Regions from separate parts of the Mus musculus genome. Here region 2 is linked to region 1. Evidence: chromatin contacts called from ENCODE Hi-C or POLR2A ChIA-PET data. All regions are on one chromosome and are shown on one strand. Each heading gives the region's core, a stretch centred on a gene start or an enhancer-like site at or near the end of the contact. The rest is flanking DNA. Distances are from core to core; before and after follow the strand shown.

Region 1 (6,966 bases), core at 3,276-5,775:
AAAAGACTGTTACCATCCTTCAAGCAGGGAAAGGATCAGGGAACTAGGACTAAAGTGCAGCTGTGCCCATCCATGTCTCATCCTGTGGGGCAATGGACAACTTCCTATTCACTCAGCAGAGACAAACTTTACAGTCAGACAAACTGAGGCTCCATAAGCAAACAGCAACTGTGACCTCGAGTAAGAAAAGCTAAAGTTCCAAGAATGTTCCTCTTGGTTGCTGCTGCCAAAGTTGGCCTTCAGAACCCCAGCCCATAACCCCTCCAGAACTCCACCCTGAGCTGCCTGAGAATCTATCTGCCCAACAACTCAGGCAGACCCAAATGTGGTGAGCCACTAATCCACATCCACGTGTGGGAACCAGCACCTGACACCTGTGTCACTCCAGAGCCACAGCATCCAAGCCAACAGAAGGAATGTTTGCTCCTACACAGAGAACCTATGATTTAGCCAAGTTCTAGAGCAACATGAGAGTAAATTCAATACCAAGGTAGAATGAGCACACGTAAAAGAAAATGCTAATTTGCCAAGTTAGAAAAACAGCCTGCAGGACAGCATCCTCACCCAGAACTCTCAAAGTCACCAGAGCACACACTAACTCTGAGGTTCTCTCACCTGCCCTTTTGACAACTATAGTCACACTGTGACATGCCTCTATCTCCTCCTGACATGTGCACCTGCCATCCAGCAATCTGAGAACTATCTAAAGCTCTCATTGTGGATCAAACTTAGACTTTGGCACCAGCAAACCACCAGCAAGTCACAACCACAGTAACATCCCAGTCCCTTTAGAAACTTGTCCTGACAGGGAAGATCGGGGCTCCGGTTGCTTAAAAAAATAAAAGAAATTAAAAAACAAGTTCAAGGTACTTATTAGAAGTTCCTGGTGAATGCTGAAGATTAAACTTGATCTCACAGACCTCAGGGTGAAGCCTGTGTCCCTCCCCTCCCCCAGCATGACCTCTCTCATGAGGGCACTGGGAGGGACTCAGCCCTTTTCACACTCCTCTCAACTGCCAATGGTATGCTATTCCACTTGACACCTATGTGTAGCCTTGAAACCTGCCTCCCCCTCTCTCTCCACTTTACCGTGCAAAGGCTGCTATTGGCTAAACAACGTTTTATTAGAACCTATTTTCATCTTTCCTGAGTATATTTTATTATAAAAGCTATCAATGAAGGAGGAACATCAGTTAGAAAAAGTTCTGCCTACGCAGTTACAGGACAAAACTAGGATGCTTGCATCCTCTGACTACGCCTCCCCGTCTTGTTTAAAAAGATGTCGGTTTTCTAGCACTGGTGGTAATGGTTTTAAGCACCAAACATTAGCTTAGCTTTGGGTGTTTTTAAAGTAAGGTAATCAATCAGCACTCCTTATCAAAACAGCAACAGAAGCCAGGGGTACAGAGGATGGGTGTGAGTTTTCTCTTTTTTAGAAAGCATGTGGGACTTTGAAGCAGAGCTCTGGGTGTCTGCTACACACCAGACTCTGCCCTACTCTCCAGCACAAGCATGGGGGCTGATGCAGACGCAGACGCAGAGACGTGCAAATAATGAACATGTTTACATTTCCCCCAAGGAGTTATCTTCTGCTCTACACGCCAACTCTGAACCTGACCTGGAAAAGGAGGCAGCAGTGGTGCAGACAGCAGCCAATGCCCTTTTCAAATGACATCGTCCTTCTCCCAGGGAGACGGACTTCACTTGTGCAGCACTCAAAAGCAAAGGAGCCAGGGTAAGCCAGGATTGCTATGGAAGGATGCCATGGGCACCTGACTAAGCCAGCTTTCCTGATAAAAGGACAATGTGGGCACATACTTGCATTGGGGAAGTCCGTGTTAAAGTACTGTGGCATTTCGAACAGCAGACTACAAGCACAAAATGCATCTTAAACTATAAATATCAGCCATACTTTCCACCCAGAGGTCAGAATGAAGATAATGAACAAGGCATTTCAATTTCACACACAAAACACACACACACACAGCCACCCCACACACACACACACACCCTGCTCACTTCTCAGCAAACCCCAGATGTGTGGCAAGAGACATCTGCAGTTCCTAGGCCTTATGTCACACCCAGCGCCTCCTCAGAGCATGGCAGCCCCTGCAACCTCTCAAACACTTCTGGGTCCTATATCCCCATAGATAGGGCAGGTATCTCTGGACCTTTGATGAGCCTTCCCAATCCTCATTGACTTCCACAGCAAAACCCAATTCTAAAGATGCTGTAGGTCTTTCAACGTGACCCAAACCACTTTTAAGAAAACAGGAGAGGACACAGTAGCAGCATGTTTTCTAATTCTCTACTACTGCCACCGCGGCGGGCGGGCGGGCGGGCGGCGCTGCTACTACTGCTTGCACATGTCACCGTGTAATACCGGAGGAGCGCACAGGGCTTGCTCCGGCCCAGGGTTCTGTGGGAACACTCCTGCAGAGGACTCTCAAACAAAAGCAGGCTACAAGCGAGGAAAGGAGCCACTCGACAAACCCAAGGGACCCTTAGGAATTCGAGGACAACAGAGTCAGAACATGTGTGGAATCTGCAAGAGCCGAGACAGCTCCTGTGTCCCAGAATCCACATCACCATGATCTCCTGCATCCGCAGACCCCTACGCACTAAGTGTCCTACTGACCTCCAGGGATGGCAACAACAAAAAACACCCAGGGTCCACTTTCAGGCACTGATGACCACTAAACGCCTGCTCCCAGCATGGAGTCCCCAACCGGCTTCCCTGGCAACAGGAAAGCCCATGCCGCCTTCCACAGACTTCATTAGCATGCCCGTGAGTAGTCGGTTCGCCCTCTCTTGACCTCACCTGAGGAAGGAGAGAGAAGGGCCCCTCGGCTATACGGTGGTAGCCCAGAGCATCCGAATGGGACAGCAGAGTTCCCCGAGGGATCTGGGAGCTCCAGGACTGGGACGCCCTCAAAACTGGCAGGTCACCTGGGCAGGGGCCGCCCCTCGGCCTCTCGGGCCACCCGACTAGGGCACGGTCCCAGAATGCAGCCCAGAACTTCCTGGAACGCCAGGGCAGCCTGGTGCACCCGCCCTCGGCCTCCCGCCGCGCGCTGCCACTCACCTGGGGGCAGCTGGAAGTTCTGGATGTTGGTCGGGTTCTGCGGCGGCTGCGGCAGGCGCGGGGCCAGCACGGTGGGCGTCAGCGTGGCCCGGATAGCGCCGGTGGTGGCCGCCGGCGTCCGAGGCAGGCTGGGGGTCGCCGCGGCCGCACCCTTCGCCAGCCCCGCGGGGGTCCCGGGCGCAGGCCCCGGCAGCGCGCCCGGCATGGCGGGCCCGAGCAGCACACTGCCCGCCGCGCCCCCGCCCGCGACCCCCGCCGCCGCCGCCGCCGCCGCCGGCCCCGGCCCGGGCCCCGGTCCGGGCTTGGGCGCCTCGGCCTTGGCCCCCTGCGCGCCCGCGCCCGGCTGGCCCAACCCCGCGGCGCCCCCGGAGGCCGCGGCGGGGGCAGGAGCGGCCCCGTTCTGCGCGGCGGCGGCAGCGGCGGCGGCGGCGGCAGCGGCAGCGGGTGACACGGGGGGCGCGGGCGCGGCGGGGTGCCCGGGCGGCCGGGCTGGCGCGACAGGCGCTGGGGGCGCGGGCGGCGGGGGCGCGGCGGGCGCGGGCGCGGCGGGCGGCGAGGGCGCGGCGGGCGCGGGGGCCGCCTGGATGACAGAGCCGGCGGCGGGCGGCGGCGCGGGCCCGTTGTTGACCGGGCTGACAGCAGGTGCGGCGTGCGGCGCGGTGGGCGGCGCGGCGCTCCCATTCAAAGTTTGCGCGGCGCCGGGGCCGGGCGGGCCAGGCGGGCCGGGCTTGGAGGCGCCGGGGCCGGCGGGTGGGGCGGCGGCGGCGGGATCCGGCCCCGCGACGGCGGCGGCGGTGGCGGCGGCAGCGGCAGCGGCGGCGGGGCAGGGCCCCGCGCTGGCCTCGGGCAGCGGCCTCAGCTTGGCGGGCGCCGGCGCGGGCCCTGCGGGGACAAGCAAGCGGCGCGGTGAGCTGGAGCCCGGGCGCCGCGGGCCCCCACCCGCCGGCCGCGCTCTACCTGCGGGGGGCGGCTCCGGCGCCGCTGCGGGCGCGCCCTCGGCGGAGGCGGCCGGCCCTGCGCCCGCGGCTCCGGCCGGGCTGCCGCTCACAACATGGTTCCCGAGCGCGCCGGCGGCCGCGGCCCGCAGCTCGGGCGTGCGCGGCGCGAGGTGGTGGTGGTGGGCCGCGCTGGCCGCCAGCTGCGACTCGAGCGAGCCCACCAGATCGCTCACCACTTTCTCGTCCACCTCGCTGTTGAAGAAGACCTCGTCCAGCAGATCCGAGCCCGCCGCCATCTTTCCTCCTCGCCGCCGCCGCCGCCGCCGCTCGGCCGAGCGCGCCTGGGCAGGAGGAGGTTCCAGCGGGGCGGGGGGCGGTGCGCGGGGCGGGCGGGGGCGCGGCGCGCAGGGAGGGGGGAGGGGCGGCCCACTGCGCAGGCGCGCCGACACGCACCGCCCACGCCCGCGCCCCTGTGGCCTCCGATTGGCTGCGGCGGGCTCTTAAAAGACGCGGCCAATGGCTGCGAGCGCCAGAGGCCGGGGAGCAGGCTAGGCGCTGGGTGCTGGTCGGCTGTTGGAGCGCTGGTGGGAATGGCAGCGGGGCCGGGAGAGCGGCGGCTCTAGGCGCCGGGTGGGTCGCGGCAGCCGGCTGCGGGGTTCGCCCTTTGTCTGCACCCTTCCAAAATGGCTGCGGCCAGGGCGGGCGGTGACAGCTGCGCGGGCGCTCCCGGGGCCCCGGCGGTCAGAGAGGAGCAGGAGTCCTGGCACGAAGGCGCTTTCGGGGCGGAGAGGTGCGCAGAGGACGCCGCGGACACGACGGGTCAGCTCCCCTGACTTACAGCGGTTAGTACGAGGGCCGTGCACACCCCGGACGAAGCTGGACATCCGGAAGCTGATTTGTTCTTTATTTACTTTTCTCGTGGGGGAGGGGGGGGTTGGTTGTAAATCCTCTAAACTGATGCTTGCTGGCACTTTGTAGGAACATTTTCGTTACCATTTCTCCCCTTTCTTTCTGGGTGTTTTCTTAACCAAAAGGCCGTCTTATTGGACATCGCTATGGATTTCGTCTTTCCTTTTTTTTTTTTTTTTTTTTGAAAAGGCCGAAAACAAATTCCAGATGGCAAAGCTTGTTGGGGACCTCAACGCAACTGACCTTCCTAGAATCATCGTCACCTCTGAAGAGACTTGCCACGGTCTGCACAGATCCAGCACTGGGGAATGAGGAATTTGACACTGTAATTTTTTTTTTTTCCTTTCGTGCCTTGAAAGAGACTCTTCCCACCAGCTTTTACTACCCACACACACCCTCCATGCACTCGGAAGATGAAGGCAGGAGGAAAAGGAGTTCAACCTTTGTTATGCATTTAGTTGGAGGCCAGCCTGGGGGTCTTGTGGGGCCCTGTATCAAAAAGGTGAGGTGAGAACTATTCTCTCAAAAGCAGAGTATAAACTCTCAGCCTGTGTGCTGATCCTGTCCCAGCCTTTTAAACTAAATGAGTTATATAACTACTATACAAACCCCACCCTACCCCAGCTGTCCTCTAAGCAATAGTCTACCTAAGGAACTGTGCGCCTTGAAGCCAAAAAACAAAACAAACAAACAAACCCCACAGTGCCCTCACTTGCAAAGTGTGCTTGGGAATCCTTAAATAACAGAAATTTTGTTCTTGAACATCAGCCTCCAGATTTGGAAAGCCAGTAAAAAGAAAGAGACAATGAGGAAGCAGGTTGGGTGCTAGAAGCCAGTATAGGCTTGACACACACTAGAAGGAACAGAAATTCACAGTTGTAAATAAAACCCACGAGTCTTCTTTTGACACAGGAGAACACGTTCAGGGCCAAGAGCATCATCCTGAGTGAGTGGGACACTACTTAGTCACAGCCCCCAGCCACAAGTCACAGAATTCTTTACTCTTGATAATGGTTTGAAGATTTTAAAGTGGACCAAAGGATCAGAAGGTTCTTGCTAATCCTCTTGATGCCGGTTAATGGGACCCACCAGTTAGGTGTACAGTAGCCTGTACCCCGAAGCCATTAGGTGACAGGGAGCACAACAATGAGAGCCATAGCAAAGCCCAGGCTCTGGAGCTCACAGGCCTCTTGGTACCACGGTACACAGCCTCCTTCCATTCTTAAGCATCTGCTAATGACACAGCCCCTGAGCCACCAAGACTTAAGTTACAGGTGCAGGGTTTAGGGTCTGTGCCCACCAGTCCCTTCATTCCTTGCTGCAGAGCCCAGTGTGGGAGCCACACATCTTTCAGGTAGCTGTTTTCAAGTGCAGAGCTCTTAAGACTGAAGTGGGTGGAGCTAAAAAGTCTCCTCCCCTCCTCAAAATCTATATGCAAGGGGCAGTAGACACTATTAAAGCCTTAACCTTTGTCACTCTGGAGACTGAAGAACAAATTTTCTTTAAATTGTCTCTCCCTTTGATACATTGCCATAGGCCATTATGACTTTCATAGTTTGAACTAGCATTAAAAGAGAAAAGGAAGAATCATTAAATATAAAGTATAAATAAAACACCCATTTTGTAGAAACAGGGGACAACCTTTTGCAAGTAGGTTCCTGCCACCATAGGTTTAAGGGATCAAATTTTTATCAGGCTAATATGGCAACTACTTTTATCTGCTTAACCATTTCACCAGCACAAGATGTTTAATTAAAAAAAAAAAAAAAAAAGGCAAAGCGGAGGGATAAGGAGATGGCTCGCTTGGTGAAATGATAGGATATGAGTTGAATCCCAGTACCCACATGAAAACACTGGGTATAGCAGCATGCATCTGTAATCCCAGCTATGGGGAGGTGGGGATCACAGTATTCCTGGGTCTCACTGGCCCAGAAAGTGTAGTGAAATATCCTGTCTCAAAAAATAAGAATGATTGAGGAATACACCTGTATACCTGATGCTGACCTCTAACCTCCATGCATACATGCACGCACC
Region 2 (6,966 bases), core at 3,317-5,816, 300 kb after region 1:
CCAATCATCAGAACTGTACCAGGTAGGCACTACTCTTATTCAGTTTCAGATAGGGAAACTGAGGTACAGAGCCATTCAACTTGTCTGAAATCAAACAGCTGGCAAGAGAGGAGTAGAGGCCCATGTGTATAGCTCGGCTACTCTGAGGAAGGCCAATGTGTATAGGTTGGCTACTCTGAGGAAGGCCCATGTGCATAGCTCGGCTACTCTGAGGAAGGGCCATATGTATAGGTCAGCTACTCTGAGGAAGGGCCATGTGTATAGGTTGGCTACTCTGAGGAAGGGCCATGTGTATAGGTCGGCTACTCTGAGGAAGGCCCATGTGTATAGCTCGGCTACTCTGAGGAAGGGCCATGTGCATAGCTCGGCTACTCTGAGGAAGGGCCATGTGTATAGGTCAGCTACTCTGAGGAAGGGACATGTATATAGGTCAGCTACTCTGAGGAAGGGCCATGTGTATAGGTCGGCTACTCTGAGGAAGGCCCATGTGTATAGCTCGGCTACTCTGAGGAAGGGTGAGGAAGGGCCATGTGCATAGCTCGGCTACTCTGAAGAAGGGCCAGGTTCTTGTGGTGCAGACACCGTAAGAATCAGACCCCATGGTGTGCCCTGCCCTGCCCCCACCGGGAGCCAGAGTAAGGGTTGACATGTGGGATGTCTGTGTATATGATGCATAATATGACACTCTATGTAGCGGTGGGGGTCTTGGTGAGGAGACAGCTGAGGAGGGTATGTGGAAACGCAGGGGCTGCTCATGGAGCGTACGGTGGCATGTACTGTATGTCCACAAATACACGGGGACTCCTGTACTGTTCACATGTGCCTGGCACCTCAATTTGAGAATAGCTAAAAGCAGATAAACACTGAGGAGCAATCTGGACTTTCTGTCGCCTCAGCTGACACTCTCCAGACAACTAAAAAGTCCCAAGCTCAGTACCTCAAGCTGCAGACGTACAGGACAGTGTCTGCTCCAGCTCCATGGCATGGTTGCATGGCAATGACTGGAGCCCTCTACATGTGACGTGGGATGAAGAGGCCAGGGGTCAGGAGTGAGAGGGAAGGTGCTAGCTAAGAGGGCTTACCCGCTGAGCAGTTCAGCTGTCCTAACAGCTCAGAGCTGCCCCTTAGCAACGTTGCTGCTGCCTCTGAAGTCCACCCTCCTCTGTTCTTCAGTTGGTACCTGAAACCTAACTACAGACCTTAAACAACAACTGGTATGTGACAGGCTTCCTTGCTTGGAACTTGGGAGATGGGGAGAGGTCTAGGCAGGATCACGTGCCCGTGGCTTTGATTCTGTGCCCTTTAGGAATCCAGGAAGAGTGGATGGGCTGTGCAGGCTCGGGACAGACTCAGGAACCACCCGTCACATGACAGGTTGCAGAGAAGTCCCTAGTGAGGAGCCCATCCTGGCCAGCATGCTCAGGAGTCTGGGACCCTCCTCCACTAAGCAAGCACAACAGCATTCAGTCAGAGCCCGGGGCTCTGTTCCCCTGCCCGAGCACACCATTTAGCTCCTCACAGACCTGTATCTGCTAAAAACCCAAACAAATAAGCAAAATACCCCATGGTCTCCTGGTGAGTCTCCGTCCCAGCACTCCATGTAGAGAGGCCTGTGGTCCAGCAGCTTCACAGAGAAAGAGTGGGGCCTCAGAGGCAGGGTCAGCAGCTGGGTTGTCCTGGCGACTGACTACTCCAGTGGGTTTCAGCCCCGAGTGAGCAGATTCTGGGCAGAGACTAATACCCAGGTGCCAAGTTGCTCAATGGCTCCTCTAAGTGGCTCAGGTGCTACTCAGGGCTGGCCTAGGCCCCTCTTTGAGATCAAAGCAGAACACAGTCTCCTGCCTCTAGGCCCAGTTCTCTAATGGTGGGTGCAATTAGGTTGCAATTTGCAAAGTCATTTGCCTATGGGGACTTTCCCTTCCTCTTCATTTCTCCAGCAGGTACTAAGCAGGGCTGTTGTAAGTTGAAGTAGTTCCCCAAAAAGATCCTTCAAAAGCCTCCTTAGGGGCCTAAGCTACAGACACTCTAGGAAGGGATCAAGGTGAAAGGAGGACAAGATAAACCCGTGAGGACATGCAGGGAGGAGCCCCACGTGGAGACAAGGAGAGGGATCAACACAGCGTAAGCCACCGGCACCCAAGGCCTGTGGAAGCTGTACAGGGTCAGGAGCACCTCCAGGTTACAGCCTGACCTTCAGTGATTGGCATCCAGGGCTGGGGGGAAAAGTGCTGCTGCTGCTGGGAGCTTCCTTTTTCTCCATGGCCTTAGAGGTGCACACACAGGCTCTCTAACCAGAAGGCAGCAGTGGGCAAGTAGCTGGAATACACACTTTGAACGGGACCATAGAGCCTAGAGGTGAGCCTCCTTCCAGGCATGCAGTAAAAGAGACAATAAACAGCTCAAAAGCCCTGTGCAGACAACCAGCAGTGACTCTGTCTATTGCTAGAAAATACTCCTGAGAGCCCAAAGTAGGATCAAGGACAAAAAGCTTCTTGTCAGCCTATTCCACAGAGCAGGAGACTGAGGCTGTAAGAGATCCATTAGCTGTTCAAGGTCACAGAGCTACCGGATGGAGGATGGCTGGTCTGCACTCACTGTGACAGCCTTCAGGAGGCCAGCCACTGTTGTCTCTCCTACCCACAGACTGGGAGCTGGGGTAGACCGTCCTCCTGTTGAAGGCCTGTGACCACACAAGGATAACAACTCTCAGGATGAAGTGGGGCAGAACTAGGAAGACGGATGGCTGGAAGAGCTAGGACGGCGTGGGTACCAAAGGGAGCCTCAACCACAAATGTTTCAGCTTGCTCTTCAAGGGGGTCCAGCTAACTAACACTCTGGGACAAACTGACCCCTTGTCCCCACTGTATCCCTCTATGTCCTGTGGAGAAGCATGACCTGGCCCTACCTGTAGGCTGAGGTGGTAGCCACAGAAAGTTGAGGTCCTTTGGCCACAGATATGTGATGCAGGGTCAGAAGTCAGACAGCTTTTCCCATCACAGACCTGCCTAGGGCTTCCCACACCTGGGAGCCAGCCACCTGGCAGGAGCTCGGATATATAGCAGTGGGGCCTGCCCAGAAGGGACCTCAGTGTCCAGACTTAGCTCCCGCTGTCACTCGTTAGGTGAAGGCTGAGAATGCAAGAGGGAGCTGAGCAGGCTGAGACCCACATGGTGCTGGTAGCTACGGCCATCTGGGAAGTAAGCATAGCCAGGGAATGGGGGAGTAGTGAGGAATAAGAGCTGTCCTGGGCTAGGATGAAGGATCCTAGGATCCAGGCAGGGGAGGCAGAACAGTTACATGTTGCAGACCCTGAGTCCAGCAGGTGTGGGACAGAGGGCAGGGAGGTGGTCAGGTGTATAAGGCCGAGTAGAGATGAGACCAGGTAGGTAAGACCCTGGCCCACAAGCTGAGTTGGGCACACAGCCTGTAAAAAGTGTTTGTGAGTCTCTGTGTAGGGTAGCCAGGGGAGGGATGTGTCTAGAGTCAATTAGACCAAGGGAACTCCGAAATCCATATTCAGGGGACTTTCAAGGTAAAGAGCTGACCCCATATCCAGGAGCTGACAGCTTTAGTGGGACTTTCAAGGTAAAGAGCTGACCCCATATCCAGAAGTTGACAGTTTTAGTGGGACTATCCCTTCCCTCTGGAGGCTGACCAGCTTCAGTTAATCCCAAACTCATCTCCTGTATTCTGGACTGATGCTGCCACATCACCTCAGTCCCAGTCAAGGACAGACGGGACTGCGAGCCTCTCTGACTCTTGCACGCTGCGGTGATGGGCCCTCAAGTACCAGAATGAAGGATCCCTGGACCACCCTGGCTCCTGCATTATGGGCTGAAGAACCCTCTTCCCTAATTACCCGACACCTTGATCTTGGGCTGGTCATCTTGACCCTGTGTCCTGGGCTGACCATTCCGGTTCACCCAGACCTCTGAGTGTTAAGTTGATGGGTACCAGGTGACCATACCTGTGTGCGGGGTGAATGGACCCACCTCATCCCAACCATGTCCAGGTCTGCCGAGCTTGTGGCTTACCCGAACCCATAGGTCAACTACCCCACAACCTGGGAGGAGGGACCTGGCTCACCACCACCGGTGCCCCGGGCTGCCAAGGCCATAGGTCACACAGCCGGAGTGCTGGTTAGGCCTCTAGGCCACCACCCTGACCCCAGCGTGCAGCCGCCCCCGTCCAGCCCACTCACCTTTGGCGCTGCCCGTCCAGGCCAAGGCCGGCGGGCGCCGTCGTGGGGCTGAGCAGGCCCTGGGGCGCGGGCCTGGCTGGCAGCCCCGGGAGGCCTCCAGGTGGAGCGGGCGGCGGCGCGGGCGCCTCGCGGGCCTCGGTGGGCGGTGGCGGCGGCGGCGCTGGCTTCTCGCCTCCGGGACCCAGGCTCGGGGGCCGTCCGTCCAGGGAGATGTTGTTGAGAAAGAAGAGGGCGGCCTGACGGCGCCGGGAGTCCCCGCGCCTCCGCGGCACGGCCGGCGGGTTCCGGGCGGCCGGCGCGGGCCTGGAGGGGCCGGGGGCCGGACCCGGGGCTCCTCCCGCCGCAGCCGCGGCCATGCTCGAGTGCGCCGCCGCGCCGCGCCGCCGCGCAGCTGCCCATTGGCCGCGGCGCGCTTGCATGCAAATACCACCCCGTCACTCCCGCCCATTGGCCGCGGCGCGCCCATATGTAAATATAGTTCCGCGGTTCCTGTCTATTGGTTGCGGCGCGCCTGTATGCAAATACCACCCCGTCGCTCCCGCCCATTGGCCGCGGCGCGCCCATATGCAAATATAGTTCCGCGGTCCCTGTCCATTGGTTGCGGCGCGCCTGCATGCAAATGAGGCTCCTCTGAGCCCTTCGATCGGCTAGCGATATGTGGCTTGCCCCGGCGCTCCCCTGAGTCCTAGAGTCTTCTGTCTGTTGTAGGTTTGGCGTGGCTAAACACGGCAAGGTCGGTAGGTGCACGGAACCTGTGTCCTGTTCTCCCGTCCAGGACTCGGTGTACAGGGCACCCTTCAGCGAATGTTCATTATGGGCTGCAGACTCAGGGTGCGGGCCTGTTGTGGTCACTTGCTCCGGGGTGTTCCCTCAGCCCTGGGGTTCTTCTGGGCAGGTATCCATCCATGTTCCACCAGAGCCTGTAACTTCCGGGCTGTGCCGCCTGGCCTCCTCACTGACTGCTGAAGACACCCGTCTATGGTCTGAGGGCAGCTGACATCTCAGTTGCCTCATGGACGTGGTCTTGAGTCTGCATGATACTGGAGTTTCAGTTTCCTTCGTGGAGGATGTCCAGGACTCGAGTATACAAACCCTTCTGGCTCAGTACCGTGTGTGTATGTCGGCCCTTCCCTGTACAGAGTCTTCACCCTACCATCACCTGCTCTTTCCAGCTCCCAACCTATGTGGACTTCTTATCTTTCTTTTGTTTTGTTTTTCAAGTCAGGGTTTCTCTGTATAGTGTAGACCAGCCTGGCCTCGAACTCAGAAATCTGCCTGCCTCTACCTCCCAAGTGCTGGGATTAAAGGCATGCGTCACCACTGCCCGGCGACTTCTTGTCTTTAAAGTGTTTGATGGATCATTGAAGAAACACAAAGGAAAATCTCCCCAATGTTCTTTTTGGTCTATGGTCACTGCCTGCTCTGGTCCTGTGGCTGCTTAAAATGGGTGCTGGAGTGGAGTTGGTTGAGGGAGAGAGATCCCTGGGAAGTGGCTTCTTTCCTTGGGAGAAGCCATCGGTAGTGTTACCTATAGGAGTTCATACTGCCAGTTCCTTCCCTGCTTTTAAGGCTCAGGCAGGCTGATTCTGTCAGACACCCCCCTCTATCCATGGCATCTCCCTGTCATCCCTGAACAAGTAGGCTTACCCTTACTCTGTTCTGACCCCCCTCTTCTCCACTGCCTTTTCCTAGCTACCCTGCCAGGAACCAGTGACAAGGTGGACAGTTTTCCTGTCTAGTAGAACGCAGGGCTTGGTCCATTGAGTGGTGGGCACTCCCAGAGAGAGTAATTTCTGTCAGGGGGTCATGGTGTCTGCTGACCTGGGGTGGTGTCCTTCACACTCAGGCTGCTTACCTTTCTGAGTTTTGGTCTCTGGTAGTATGAGGTGCTAGCTGTATGACTAAGCTGCTTTGGGATGGGTAATTGATCGTGGCTAACAGAAGCCACTGTCTGACAGGGATGACAAGGAGGTGTGCTCCTGGCAGGGTACCATGAGTGTGGACATAGCCCTAGAGCTAGACCCCAATATTGGCAGACAAACCTGTGAGGTGATTGAGGGACATTTAAACAGGAACTTGGCCTCTTCCTGGGTGTGGTACTGTGGGTTTTTTTCCCTCACAGACCAAACCTGACCAGGAGGTCAAAGTGGATAAAACATACAGCTTGTGTTTTATTCAAATTTGAAAAAGCTGAAGAATCTTGTAACTGATTGAACACACACACACACACACACACACACACACACACACACACACACACCTGGCTGTCCCTTGGAATTTTGTCCTTCGGGCCTCTCAGGTGTGCTCAGTAGAGAATGGTACTCTGTTAAGCCCAGGCCTCACCCAGTCCCAGTGACAGTTTCTCCAGTTCTGGAAGTTTCAGGCTCTTACAATTATACCCACAGTTCCCTTTTATGCTGTAGTCCTTCTACCTGGTTTGGCCAGCTCCAGCCTTCCTCACTCAGTTATGGTCAAGTGAGTTCTCCTTGGCTTTCACCCTGACCTTTTGGCACATATTTAGATGCTTATAAGAGCATGCTAGGAACTTTGCCTGCTTGGCACACTTCTATTCAACCCTCAAAACCCAAATCTAAGCTTCAGGTGCCACCTTCCTTGACCTCCCCAAGGCAGCTTCTTTCTCCCTTATTTCCCCACACTGGACCCTGACTGGTGCTTTGCCAACAGTGCCTGTTTTTGCCCTGGAAATGGCAGCTCTTAAACTTCATACACAGGTATTTCCCTAAGTTTCTTCAATACCATCAGGA

What was found. Hi-C counts contacts between places; a loop is a spot of excess contacts on that map. ChIA-PET counts read pairs that join two places held with the same protein, here RNA polymerase II (POLR2A).
Region 2: a map of heart shows a loop between it and region 1 (4-fold over the local background). The contact joins the promoter of Cables2 here to the promoter of 4921531C22Rik in region 1. A Hi-C loop is called at or near these places in 2 of 37 maps with a recorded cell type or tissue (heart and regulatory T cell). POLR2A ChIA-PET finds 5 or more read pairs at or near these places in 1 of 5 experiments (embryonic stem cell).

The regions. Positions count from the first base shown.
Region 1 is chr2:179,972,328-179,979,293 of GRCm38, forward strand. 4921531C22Rik (RIKEN cDNA 4921531C22 gene) reads left to right here and starts at 4,526. Exons shown (of 2, transcript NR_033782.1): 1 at 4,526-4,865; 2 at 5,122-6,686. It overlaps Taf4 (TATA-box binding protein associated factor 4), which reads right to left and starts at 4,319. Exons shown (of 15, transcript NM_001081092.1): 1 at 3,086-4,319. The coding sequence starts at 4,319.
Region 2 is chr2:180,268,899-180,275,864 of GRCm38, forward strand. Cables2 (CDK5 and Abl enzyme substrate 2) reads right to left here and starts at 4,567. Exons shown (of 10, transcript NM_145851.2): 1 at 4,202-4,567. The coding sequence starts at 4,557. It also overlaps a transcript of Rbbp8nl not described here.